Regions from separate parts of the Homo sapiens genome. Here region 1 is linked to region 2. A link is an interaction called in ENCODE POLR2A ChIA-PET data of the cell type or tissue named here. Cell type or tissue: GM12878. All regions are shown on one strand. Links, peaks and the distances in the headings refer to the core of each region. The heading gives the core; the rest is flanking DNA.

The links. ChIA-PET counts read pairs that join two places held together with the same protein. Peaks named below come from ENCODE experiments on the same cell type or tissue, not always from the same donor. Only the 100,000 strongest peaks of a DNase experiment are listed, where the experiment ranks them.
Region 1: POLR2A ChIA-PET joins it to region 2 with 9 read pairs; 1 of 35 experiments calls an interaction of 5 or more read pairs at or near these places.

What each region holds. Positions count from the first base shown.
Region 1 is chr10:64,258,203-64,264,761 of GRCh38, forward strand. The region is part of intron 3 of LOC124902439 (a long non-coding RNA gene); the gene reads left to right. Among named protein-coding and RNA genes, the nearest start is that of LINC02671, 660 kb to the right of the region's middle. In GM12878, for the core only: no CTCF peak of the experiment used is centred there; a DNase peak (open chromatin) is centred at 3,059; H3K27ac peaks cover 476 bases.
Region 2 is chr10:63,233,224-63,239,782 of GRCh38, forward strand. The region is part of intron 3 of JMJD1C (jumonji domain containing 1C); the gene reads right to left. Among named protein-coding and RNA genes, the nearest start is that of NRBF2, 100 kb to the left of the region's middle. In GM12878, for the core only: no CTCF peak of the experiment used is centred there; a DNase peak (open chromatin) is centred at 3,418; H3K27ac peaks cover 760 bases.

The DNA of each region.
Region 1 (6,559 bases), core at 814-5,813, 1.0 Mb after region 2:
TTAGATTTGCTTGGTTTATCACATGGACACAGGAAGGGGGGTGGGGGAGGGGGGAGGGATAGCATTAGGAGATACACCTAATGTTAAATGACCAGTTAATGGGTGCAGCACACCAACATGGCACATGTATACATATGTAACAAACCTGCACGTTGTGCACATGTAGCCTAAAACTTAAAGTATATATATATAAAAAAAGATTTGCTTTGTTATATTTTTTGAAAGTAAATCTACGTCATCTTTGGAATTTTTTTTATCCTTAGGAATTAATTGTAAGTGTGTAGGGTAGAACATTGCTTGTTTGTTTGGTTTATTTTGTCTGCTGGGCTTTCGACTCTTAGGCGATTCTAACTTCTGTGCTAGCATAGTAAGTGCTAAGTCTGGACTGGTTCAAATGTCATCTTTCCATTCTCCCGCTGAAGGAAATCATGGTCTCTGGCACTGCTGACAAAGATTTATCAGGCCCCTGTGTTTTTTTTGGAGCTGGAGTCTCTCTCTGTCACCCAGGCTGGAGTGCAGTGGCCCAATCTCGGCTCACTGCAACCTCAGCCTTGAGGGTTCAAGCGATTCTCCTGCCTCAGCCTCCCGAGTAGCTGGGGCTACAGGCATGCGCCACCACGCCTGGCTAATTTTTGTATTTTTAGTAGAAATGGGGTTTGACCATATTGGCCAGGCTGGTCTCGAACTCCTGACCTCGTGATCTGCCTGCCTCACCCTTCCAAAGTGCTGGGATTACAGGCATGAGCCACGGTGCCCAACCTATCAGGTCTCTGTTTTTGTATCTCTTTAGGTGAGAAATTATAGGCAGTCTAGACTCAAACATATCTGGGCTCCAAACTCAGTTCCCCTGCATGTACAATTTATGATTGGGAAATTCAACTCCCCATATGCAACATGTGGATTAAAATAATAAGAATAAAAAATAATAGGCCGGGCGCGGTGGCTCACGTCTGTAATCCCAGCACTTTGGGAGGCCAAGGCAGGTGGATCACGAGGTCAACAGATTGAGACCATCCATGCCAACATGGTGAAATGCTGTCTCTACTAAAAATATGAAAATTAGCTGGGCATGGTGGCGCGTGCCTGTAGTCCGAGCTACTCAGGGGGCTGAGGCAGGAGGATTGCTTGAACCCTGGAGGCAGAGGTTGCAGTGAGCCAAGATCACACCACTGCACTCCAACCTGGCGACAGAGCAAGACTCCATCTCAAAATAATAATAATAATAATAATAATAATAATAATAATAATAATAAAAGTATCTACTGCATAGGGATGTGTGTGCTTATGTGTGTGAAATTGGATAATGTACGTAAGGCAACTTTCAATAACCTGAATATTGCCCTATTCAGGGTATGTGAGCTCTGCTGCCTTTTAGGTGTTATCATGTCATTTTTATGCTGAGCTATAATCTTTATCTTTTATCCACTGGTAAACATTTCATCTGAGTTTATTTTAAAATGAGATTCCTACAAATTAAGAAAAAAAACTTTTCTTACTATATTGTGCTTCCCTGTGGATGTGCTTCTGCCCATGGTTTTGGCTTATAAACATCCTGATGTTGTCATACTCTGTCGATTGGCTTTACCTACCCTGGATGTTTGAGCAGTAGATTTGATAAGTGAACATCCTATATCTGCTTTGTTCAACTGTTTTGCCAGTGATAAAATTTTGCAGCAATCCACTTGCAATTTCCTCCTAGAGGACACAGGGTTATACACACTTAATTCCTAGCCCTGAGCTCCCATTTCTCTAACTGATCAACTGGATTCTATTAAACAAAAATTGGATCATCTCCTATATATTGCTACTGTGCTAATATTATGGAAGTTATATGAACAGGGAAGATAGGAGACCTATCCTTTTAAGCTACAATATGGTAGAGATATAAAATAAGAAACCAATTCAGCATAAAGTATAAAATGAAAAGTTCCACAAAAGGGCAAAAAATGTGTTACAAAGGTTTCAGAGGAAAAGGAAGATATCTAGCATGTAAGAATAAGGAAAGAAATTCATAAGGTATATGTAATGCTAAACTTCCAAGATAACATTTTTCAAATAACTGCATGATGAAAGTGAAAAAAATTAAATGCATTATCATTAGAAAAGGTGTGGAAAAATACTTACCTTCATATGCTCTTGTCGTTAAGAGTACATTATTACTTTTGGGACATAATCTGTCTGTAGTTTATTAGATTTTAAATGTGCATGTTATTTGAACCAGAATTCACTTCTGGGAATTGATTAAAAAAAAAACTCAATAAGTTATAAAAATTTAAATACAAAGATGTTTATTTCAGCATTGTTTCTAATTGTTAAAAAAGGGGGTGAACTGAATGCTGATCTAGGGGAATGGTAGAATAAGCTAAGGATCATCTATATTACAGTATGTGAGATAATTGTTAATATGTGTGAAGTGGATCTCTATAAATTGCAGTGAAAGCATATGCATGTAAATTATATAAGAAAACCTAGTTGCAGAATATGTATTTATATATTATGTATCATGTGTATCACATGATCTGTTTAAAAGCCAAACTATTTACCAAATATTTATCTTTGTGTAACTATTTTTTATATAAGATAAAAAGCAATTATAGAAAGAAGTATACTAAATTATTCCCTTAGGTTGAAAGAACTAGAGAATGAAAAGAAAATCTGTTATAAAAAGAATATAATATCTTAGTGATTCAAATAATTGGCAATGAAATATGTAGATATGTATGTATTATGCATATTTTATTATGCATATTATATTATGCATATTATATACATATCTACATATTTCATTGCCAATTATTTGATTGCTATATATATATATATATATATATGTCATTTAGTGAAGAGGAAAAAGAATGAGTAGGTTGTTAGTAATCGAAGATGGTTTGGGCATCAGGAATGAGGAGCTGGCTATTGGTATGATTCCTGGGTAGAGACTCAGAGACCAGCAGTGGTGCAGAGGTGCAGGCCTGAGTAATGCATGGGTGGGACAAAGTCTGTGAAGGTAAAAGGGACAGATTGCAGGTAGCATGAACAGCTTGTATTTCCTTTGTTAGCTGAGTATTTCCTTTGGGTAGAAAGTGAAACTATTTGAACAGGGGAACTCTAGCTGTGCTTTTAGGGGCTTTTTCCAGCCCTATGTTTAGGGTGGATTGTACAGGGCAGAGCCTTTTAAAGTGGGAGAGGTATCAAGAAGCTATTTGCAGTGGTCTAGGCAAGAGATGAAGACCTGTACTAGAGGGCTGGCAGTGGTTTGGGAAGAGAAAAATGAGAGGGATATGTTGGAGGAAGATTGCACAGAGTTGTCAACTTACTGATGTGGATGGTTAGGGAGAAGGAGTAGGAGGAGTAGTCAATGGTGATTGAGAGAATCATGATATCCTTGGCAGAGAGAGGGGTCTGAAGGTGGTTTGGAGATTAAAGGTGATGTGCATGATTTATAGCAGAGTGAGGGACTAGTTGGCAACCAAAAATTTCTACTCAGATTGAGTCTGGAGTTATGATTTTATGAAATGTTGCTGATGGCAGTTTGGAAGGAATGAATGTAATTTACCAAAAAGAGATGGCAGAGAGAGAAAAGAAAAGGGACAGAAGATAAGACATTGATGGTTACACTTTGAGTCAGAAGAATTAAGGGAGCCACTGAGAAGGTGTACACAGAGCTGCTGGAGGGCAACCAGAACAGCTTGACAGATGGAGTCCAAGCTGGCGAGGCTGGAGTGAGGCCTTTGGAATTGATTTCTATGAAGAAATTATGTGAGGCTGTATCACATTTTGCTAAAATCAGTGTACTTTTATTCTATTTTACTGAAGTAGCTTTTTTTTAGTGGATTGAGGCAACCACCATTGGTGGATGCTAAAACCATTAAGCAAAAGGTGTAAGAGAAACTTTATAAGGAATGGGGCGCTTAAGCCCCCAGATCAATTCCAGCATCACTAAAAGTGCTGCCTCTGACATGTTGTTTCTTCTGATGGGATGTAGCAAGAAGTATATGGGTAACCTATGAAGTATTCTAGCCGAAAGAAAAAAAAATAGTTTGAACCAGAATCAATCGAGTCTTCAGATCTACCATATTTTACAGGAAACCCAGCAGGTAGAGGAATAAGTTAAAATAATAACACAGGAAGTAATCAGTCAAATGCAGAATCTGAGATACTTTACAGGCTAAATGACCCAGTTCTACCAACATATAATTGGCAGAAAGAAAAGAGGAAAGGTTATTATGGAGTAAAAAATACTAAAATAATAAGAACTTGTTACCCATTACCTCCTACCCACCCTCTGCAAAAAGCCATGAGTGAGAGTATAAGTTGACTCAGAGCATAATTGACCATACCTGTTCCCCACGCCTCCCCCTTCAGATCCATCACTCAGCCACTAAACTGTGGTGTTTTTGTTGCTTAAATGTCTCTCAATCAGTCCATTCTGCTCCAATAACATTGCATCCCTCATGGTCTGAGCTGCCATTCTCTCTTGCCTGGACTGTTATCGTATTATAATTGGTTTTCTTCTGTCTGCCTTGTTTCCCTCTCTGGTTCCCATATTGTAGCCTGAATAAGCTTTAGAAATGCAAATCTGGTCATGTGATATTCCTGCTTAAATCGCCTCGTTGGAGAAAGACCCAGATCTATCCCATGACCTGTTAGGTCTCGCTGACCCAGGCCCTGCCTGACTCCCACTGCCCTGCATTTCCTGCCAAAGCTGGCACTTATGGTTCTTGGATTGGCTGTAGACTTCTCCCCTTCAGAGCCTTTTAACGTGTGGTTCCCAGTCTGGGGGACAATTTTCTAAACACACATACACACACACACACACACACTGGCTAACTCTGCTTCAGGAAAATTCTCCCTTGAGGGCCTATCATCTAGGTCATGGTCTCCTTTTTTCTCAGCCTCTTGTGTTTTTTCTTCACAGCATTTATCAAAATTTATAATTACATAGTTTTATTATAGGCCAACTTCTGTTGATTGGCTTCAGGCTGAGAAAAAGGAGGTCATGACTTAGAGGAGAAGGATATAAGCTCCCTGAGAGCAAATGATGTGTGTGAGTTTTGTTGAGCACTGTTAACTCCAGTGTCTAGCACAACATCTGCCACGTTATGGTCTATAAGACATAGTTATTAAATGAATGGCTGATCATTATGGAATCTTATGGACACTATGTGTATTAGTCATAGTTCTCTAGAGGGACAGAACTAATAGTATAGATGTATATATAAAGGGGAGTTTATTAAGGAGTATTGACTCATAGGATTACAATGTGAGGTCCCAAATTAGGCCATCTATAAGCTAAAGAGCTAGGAAGCCAGTTCAAATCCCAAAACCTCAAAAGTAGGGAAGCCAACAGTGTAGCCTTCAGTCTGTGGTTGAAGGTCCAAGAGTCCCAAAGCTGAAGAACTTGGAGTCCGATTTTTGAAGGCAGGAAGCATCCAGCACGGGAGAAAGATGGAGGCCAGAAGACTCAGCCAGTCTAGCCATTCCTTGTTCTTCTGCCTGCTTTTTATTCTGGCCGTGCTGGCAGCTGATTAGATTGTGCCCACCCAGATTGAGGGTAGGTCTGCCTTTCCCAGTTAACTGACTCAAATGTCAATCTCCTTTGGCAACACCCTCCCAGAGCCACGAAGGAACAATACTTTGCATCCTTCAATCCAATCAAGTTGGCACTCAATATTAACCATCACACTATGGCACTGTCAGTGCAGATTCACACAACTGTCTTCTATTCACATTGGCTTCATGTTCCTTCTCCCAGTATCCCCACCCCTTTTTGTTAGTTTAATGTGTGCTCAGAAAGAGCTCTCAAAATGTCAGTTCTTGGGGTACCTTTTATGTGGCATTGAGATTTTTAATGCATATAGTCAGATTTTATTTCCAATCTTTCTTCAGGAGTTATTCAATTCTCTTTGTGCATCCTTGAGTGAAGATGTCCTAATTCTTCTTTTTCATGTTTTTAAATCTGCTTTCCTAAAGTCTTCAGCTTATACCTGACTCTGCCTGGTATTTTCTTCCTGTCTGTCACAGATTCCAGAATAATATAGTCAGTTTGGCTCAGGTGTCCTGGGGTTTCCACATGTCCAAGTAGTTCTTTCTTTGTAGTCAGGAATAAGGCTAGAATAGCTCCTTTATTAGTGCTTTCTCTGCTTATGTGTTAAAGTGTCTGCAAGGAAGGGAAAGTATGAAAAATTGGACTTTCTTTCAGGATACACAGACCTAGATGTGATTTGTGGGAATTTACTCAACTTCTCTAATCTTCAGGGGTGTTTTTTAACTATAAAATGAGACCATATTTATAATGTGCAATTGTTTTGAATAATTAACAAAATAACATGTGGAATATCACATTAGAAACTCAATAATTTGTTGTTGATTTAAAAGCTATTGTTAGCCTTTCCCATTTGATGATATTCAAGAACAACTGATTAATTCTAAATAATTTAAATAAGGTAAGACTTTTTCAAAAGATGAATGCTTGTATTTTGCCCATAAGGCACAGGTGAAATTCTTGATGATGCCACTTTAATTCCAAACCAGTATTGGCATAGGAAACAGTAAGAGCCATGCT
Region 2 (6,559 bases), core at 1,008-6,007:
AATTAACCTGCATAGTCTAAAATATGCTCAACTGAGCACCACTGTTTTCAAACTCTTCACAGCATATTAATAACCTGATTTACTTCTTAAGCATATTTCCCTAAGGATAAAAGAGTATAGTCATTTTAACTCTTAGAAAAGCACTGTCTGTAACATTAGCACTGATAAAATTAGACTTAAAAAAAAATTTTAAACTTCATGTCTAACAACACCCAAAAAAACAAATCTCAAATTATAATCACATTAAAACACACCAGGCAAACAAAACAGAATTAATGACAAATACAAGGGTATTTTAATATAATTGTTTTCATTATATTCGTCAGAATTTATGTCCTGGAATTAAAATATCCCCCAAATGAAATCTACTTAAGCAATGGGATACAGCCTTAAAAATATTTTATCTTGGCTCAAATGATCACAAACAGAACCATAAAAACATTCCTTTTACTTTTCCAACTAGAAAGATTTTATATATATATGTATCTCCATATATACATATTATATATATATATATATCCACACACGCGCGTGCACACACACACACACACACACACACACCACCACCAGGATATATAACAGATATTACCAGTAATTTCTTTAGCTGAGTTATGAATAATCTACTTTGCTATGCTTTTATGTATTTTTCTGGAAGTTTTTTATTTTGCAATGACCATGTTTTGCTTTTATAATGAGAAAAAGAAACATTTAAGATGAAAAAGACTGATGCCAACAATTTATTCACAGTAATACTAATTTCCTTTGTTACAAAGTTTCAACAAAAAATGCAATATAATCTGACAGTTAAATATGATAAGCATACTCCATAGAAACCTAGCTAATTTAGAAATTTTGTTGGTAATGATAACAGAGTAAAATGAAAATACTCTTTGCATTCTTTTAAATACTCACATTAAAAGGTGGACTTAATCACTTGAGATCCAGAGTTACGAGAAGTCTAGCATGGGTAACATGACAGACTCTTGTTTAGAGTCTCTTGAAAACAAACAAAATGTAATCACAGCACTTTGGGAGGCTGAGGCAGGTGAAACGCTGAGCCCAGAGTTTGAGACCAGCCTGGGCAACATGGCGAGACCCTGTTTCTACAAGAAATACAAAAATTAGGCAGGTGTTATGGTGCATGCCTGTAGTCCCAGCTACTTGAGAGGCTGAAGTGGGAGGATTGCTTGAGCATGGGAGGTAGAGGCTGCAGTGAGCCACGATCGCACCACTGCACTCCAGCCTCATCAACAGAGAGAAACCTCCTCTTAAAAAAAAAAAAAAAAAAAAAAAAAAAACACCAAAAACAAAAACCTTCCCTATCCTATAAAAAAAAACCTTTTAATATGTTAATACTTAAATTTTTAGATTTGCTAAAAATATCGTTAAAGGCCTATAAAAAGAACGAGTTATTTAATGCAATATTAAGCTGGGCATGGTGGTTCACGCTTGTAATCCTAGCACTTTGGGAGGCCAAGGCGGGAGGATCACTTGAGGTCAGGAGTTCAAGACTAACCTAGGAAACATAGTGAGACCCTGTCTCTATTTAAAATAATAATAATAAAATAAAAAATAACAATGCTATTCTATTAGTACGACATTGATTGTACCAGGTATTACTCAAATGAAATTCTTATAAAACCTTTGCTAGTCATAAAAATAAAAATTTAATTCTGTAATACATTTTTTATGAACTAAGTCATAAAATTCAAATTTAACTTAGCTAGAGGGCATACATTTTCTTTACTTAACAGATGTGGTATACAGAAACATATCACATAGTATGTATCTGATGATTAATGTTCTAGGAAAAAAACAGTAATACAACATACACATTTAAGAAACAGACTTGTAACTTAGAAAGCACCAGGTAAAATAAATTTTGTATTTATTTTAAAAACTTGATGCAGCGTTTCAGATACTGTGCTAGAAGACTAAATGCCTTATTCTATAAGTATTTTGCCAATATAAATAGCAATTTAAGAAAATCAGCCGGGCACGGTGGCTCATGCCTGTAATCCCAGCACTTTGGAAGGCTGAGGCAGGTGGATCGCCTGAGGTCACGAGTTCGAGACCAGCCTGGCCAACACAGTGAAACCCCATCGCTCCTAAAAATACAAAAAATTAGCTGGGTGTGGTGGCAAGCGCCTGTAATCCCAGCTATCAGGGAGGATGAGGCAGGAGAACTGCTTGAACCCGCGAGGCAGAGGTTGCAGTGAGCCGAGGTTGTGCCATTGCACTCCAGCCTGGGCAGCAAGAACAAAACTTGGTCTCAAAAAAAGAAAGAAAGAAAGAAAATCAGCATGAACACAAAACCAAAATTCAGTCAATTCCCTATTATTCAGAAAGATTATTTATCTATTTAACAGTTAAGCATATTTACTTGCCACTGTAAATTAAAAGATTTTTTAAATTGTCACAAGAGAAGCACTTTCACAAAGATTAACCTCATTTAATCCTAACAATACCTCTGCTATTTTGATATTATTAGGTAATTTCTCCAAAATCACACAGCTAGAAGGCAAATCAGCAAAGGTCTGTCTAATGTCAAAGCACTTCCCACATACCCTTTTCCCCATCCATGCGCTTGCATAATCAAAATTTTGCATGCTCTCTGCTAGGTTTTCAATAACTTACCTACATTATTAGGAATATGGTCACATAAAAAGGAAGATGACCCAATTTATCCAATCATTTTATTGTTATTTTTAAAAACAGAAAATGACGTAGCTAAATTAAAACCAGGTTAGAAGAATATGGTATTCCAAGACTAGAAATGGATATCATAAATAGATTATATAATTTATGAAAATCCTCAAGAGTAATTTTGGAATTGGATATACTATCTTAATATACATGTCCTATTACATCAAATCACAACAAACAACTGTGTATCTTGCTTTATCTATTCGGTTACAGCAATATTACATTAACAGCTATTAACTAGCTTTTTTATTAATTAAAAATAACTACTAATAGGGTTTCTTGGTTGATCACCCAACTGAAACCTATCTTTCATAACAATATTCCCTTGAATAAACTTGATCCAGACCTGTAATATTCCTGCATTTTAACTACAATTTGCTAAGTGTCATTGGTATAAGGTCCGCTCCTCTCAGAATAACCAGAGTAAAAAAATCAGATAAATTAAGAAAACATTATAAAACCACTTGAAGAAAAATGTGTTTTCTTCTAAAGCCACATGTTAATATTCTTTGTGATACTTTTAATAATAGTTTTGAACTTTTTATGGCAGTTCAAAAGTCTGGAAGGCAGTTTTTCTTTCAAGCTATTTATTGGCATGACTTTTACACAGTTGAGTCATCATGAGTTTAACCTACTGAGTCACCTGCTTACAGCATCTGCCAACCACAATTTACTAACTGCAGCTTCCTCAAACTTAAACTGAAACAAACTCAGGAAGGCCTGGGAACTGTTTAATATTTTCCAAAGTAGTAACTGAAAATATTCCTCCAGCACAACCCAAGCTTTAAGAAGTAAAAAATTCCTGGGAAGCTGGGGAGGGAGGTCAACAACAAAAAAGAAGTAAAATTATATACTTGTATAAAGTATTCTACTGAAAATTCCTGTGCACAAACTAATACTGAGGCTGGGCATGGTGGCTCATGCCTGTAATACCAGCACTTTGAGAAGCTGAGGCAGGAAGATCATTTGAGGCCAGGTGTTCAAGACCAGCCTGGGAAACAGAGAGACCCTGTCTCTAAATATATATTTAAAAACAACTAATATTGAAATAGTATACATATACATCGTGTCAATGATTGATTCATACAGAACAAACACTGTTTTTGTTTTGTTTTGTTTTGTTTTTTTAAGACATCTTGCTCTTGTCCCCCAGGCTGGAGTGCAATGGCGCAATCTCGGCCCACTGCAACCTCCGCTTCCCAGGTTCAAGTGATTCTCCTGCCTCAGCCTCCCGAGTAGCTGGGATTACAGGTGCCTGCCACCATGCCCAGCTAATTTCTGTATTTTTAGTAGAGACAGGGTTTCACCATGTTGCCCAGGCTGGCCTCAAACTCCTGACCTCCGGTGATCTGCCCGCCTTGGCCTCCCAAAGAGCTGGGATTACAGGCGTGAGCCACTGTGCCTCGCCAAACACTCACTAAAAATTTTTTTTTAATATACAGTGCAATGAATGTAACTTCCAAATTAATACCACATCGAAGTTTTTTGGGCTGATTTTCACTTTTAGCATATAGTGCTATGGAAATGATGAATCTATAAATGAACTATAGTACCATACTTCTATTTTCTCAGAAAGAACGAATACAATCCAGTACAAATTGGAATGATCAGCAAGACTTGCTAGACTTGCCCAGTGACTTAGTCTTTTATGACACCTATTTGAGTCCATCCACTTCCTTCACTGAGGTCTTTGTAGAGCAATTACAAATACAGGTTGTATCCAAAATGCTTGGAGTCAGAAGTGTTTCAGATTTCAGATTTTTAAAAATTCTGTAACATTTGCATTACGCTTAGTAGTTGAGCACACATAATTAGAAAATCTGAAATCCAAAATGCTCCAATGAGCACTTCCTTTGAGTGTTTCAGATTCTGGGGTTTTTCAGATTTTAGATTTTTGGATTAGGGATACTCAACCTGTACATAAGAAATGTGTTAAATTACACAAAAAGAAAAAAAGGCGGCCAGGCACAGTGGCTCATGCCTGTAATCCTAGCACTTTGGGAGACCAAGGTGAGCAGATCACAAGGTCAAAACTTAGAGACCAGCCTGGCCAACACAGTGAAACCCCGTCTCTACTAAAAAAAAAAAAAAAAAAAAAAAAAAAAGCCGGGTATGGAGGCAGGTGCCTGTAATCCCAGCTACTTGGGAGGCTGAGGCATGAGAATCGCTTGAACCTGGGAGGTGGAGGTTGCAGCAAGCCAAGATTGTGCCACTGCACTCCAGCCTGGGTGACAGTGTGAGACTCCATCTCAAAAAAAAAAAAAAAGAAAAAAAGGAAGGAAGCTATAACTAAAATTCCAATGTATCATAATAGAAAAGCACATTAGCCACCTAGAATTTTTAAGGAAGGTATTATCCATAGTACTCTTTACGATGCCTTTCAGCATTTTTTTTTTACTGCTCCTAGAAAGTTTAACGTATTTAGAAAATTTAATTTAAAAAAGGGAAGAGAACATAAACTGAATGAAGCATATTAAATGCTTATTATAGTTTATCTTTAAAAAAGGAGTTTATATAACATAATTTGCTGAAATTCTATTAATTTTGAATAAAAATATTTAGAGTTCCTTCATGAAATAACATACTGAACATAAGGTCTTTAAATTAATACTCATGGTTATCTTTATATTATGATGCAGTTATAATCGATGTAAACTGTAACCTCTATAACAAATTGTTCCAGAAAGACAAAATTTTAGTTGTAACTGTTTTTTAGTTCTTCCATAACCTCATGCTGTCAAGCTGCCAATCTACCATCACCACTTTTTAAAGTGTTGGCTTCTCATATGCTATGGTAAGGGAAACTAGATTTGACAGCTTGTTGGAATTATGTTTGAAATAGTCTAAGTGTGGGACTAGGAGGCTCTCATTACTAAAATTTATTAGGAATATATTTCATTCAACAAGATTTTGAACACCTGGTATCAATTACTGTGCCAAGGCACTGGCAATATATCTAAGACAAAGTTCCTGACCTCAAGGATCTTACAATCCAGTGGAATTGAGACAGACACACAAATACGATACAGATTAAAGTATCTTTGTATCCTCTAGGATACAAAGGTGAGACAAAATGGGTTGGCGGGTGACCTAGTTAGGTGTGTCAGGAAAGGATTTACAGAGAAGGAAATATTTGAGTTGAGACTCAAGAAAAGTATGAAACCAAGGTTTTTGAGTTGGAACTTCAAAACTGCAAGGGCATCTGCCAGATAATAAGAGATCAGAAAAGAAGGTCTTTCAGACAGAGGAAAATTCATACGCAAGAATAGATGGGTGAAACAATATGGAATATAGGGACAAGTACACTGGTATGGATTGAATTAAGGACAGCAGAGTAGGTGAGGAAGAAAACTGAAAGACTGTAGTTTGGAGTGTTCTGTAATAGTCTAGGCGGGTAAGGATGGGAGCCTTACGATAGAGGAGAAGGGACAGATTAAGCAAAGTTAAAGAGGCAGAATTAGTAATTCTGGGAGACTAATATGTAAGGGCAAGAGAGAGACCTAAAACATTCCTACATGTTGATTTTTTTTTTGAGACTTGCGTCTCGCTCTGTCACCCAGGCTGGAGTGCTGTGGCACAATCTTGGCTCACTGCAACCTCCGTTTCCTGGGTTCAAGCAATTCTCCTGCCTCAGCCTCCTGAGTAGCTGGGACTACAGGCATGTGCCACCACACACGGCTAATTTTTGTATTTTTAGTAGAAACGGGGGTTTTGCCATGTTGGCCAGGATGGTCTCAAACTCTTGACCTCAGGTGATCCACCCACCTTGGCCTCCTAAGTGCTGGGATTATAGGCGTGAGCCACCGCTCCTGGCCCTACATGTTGATTTAAGTGACAAACTGGCATAGATGTG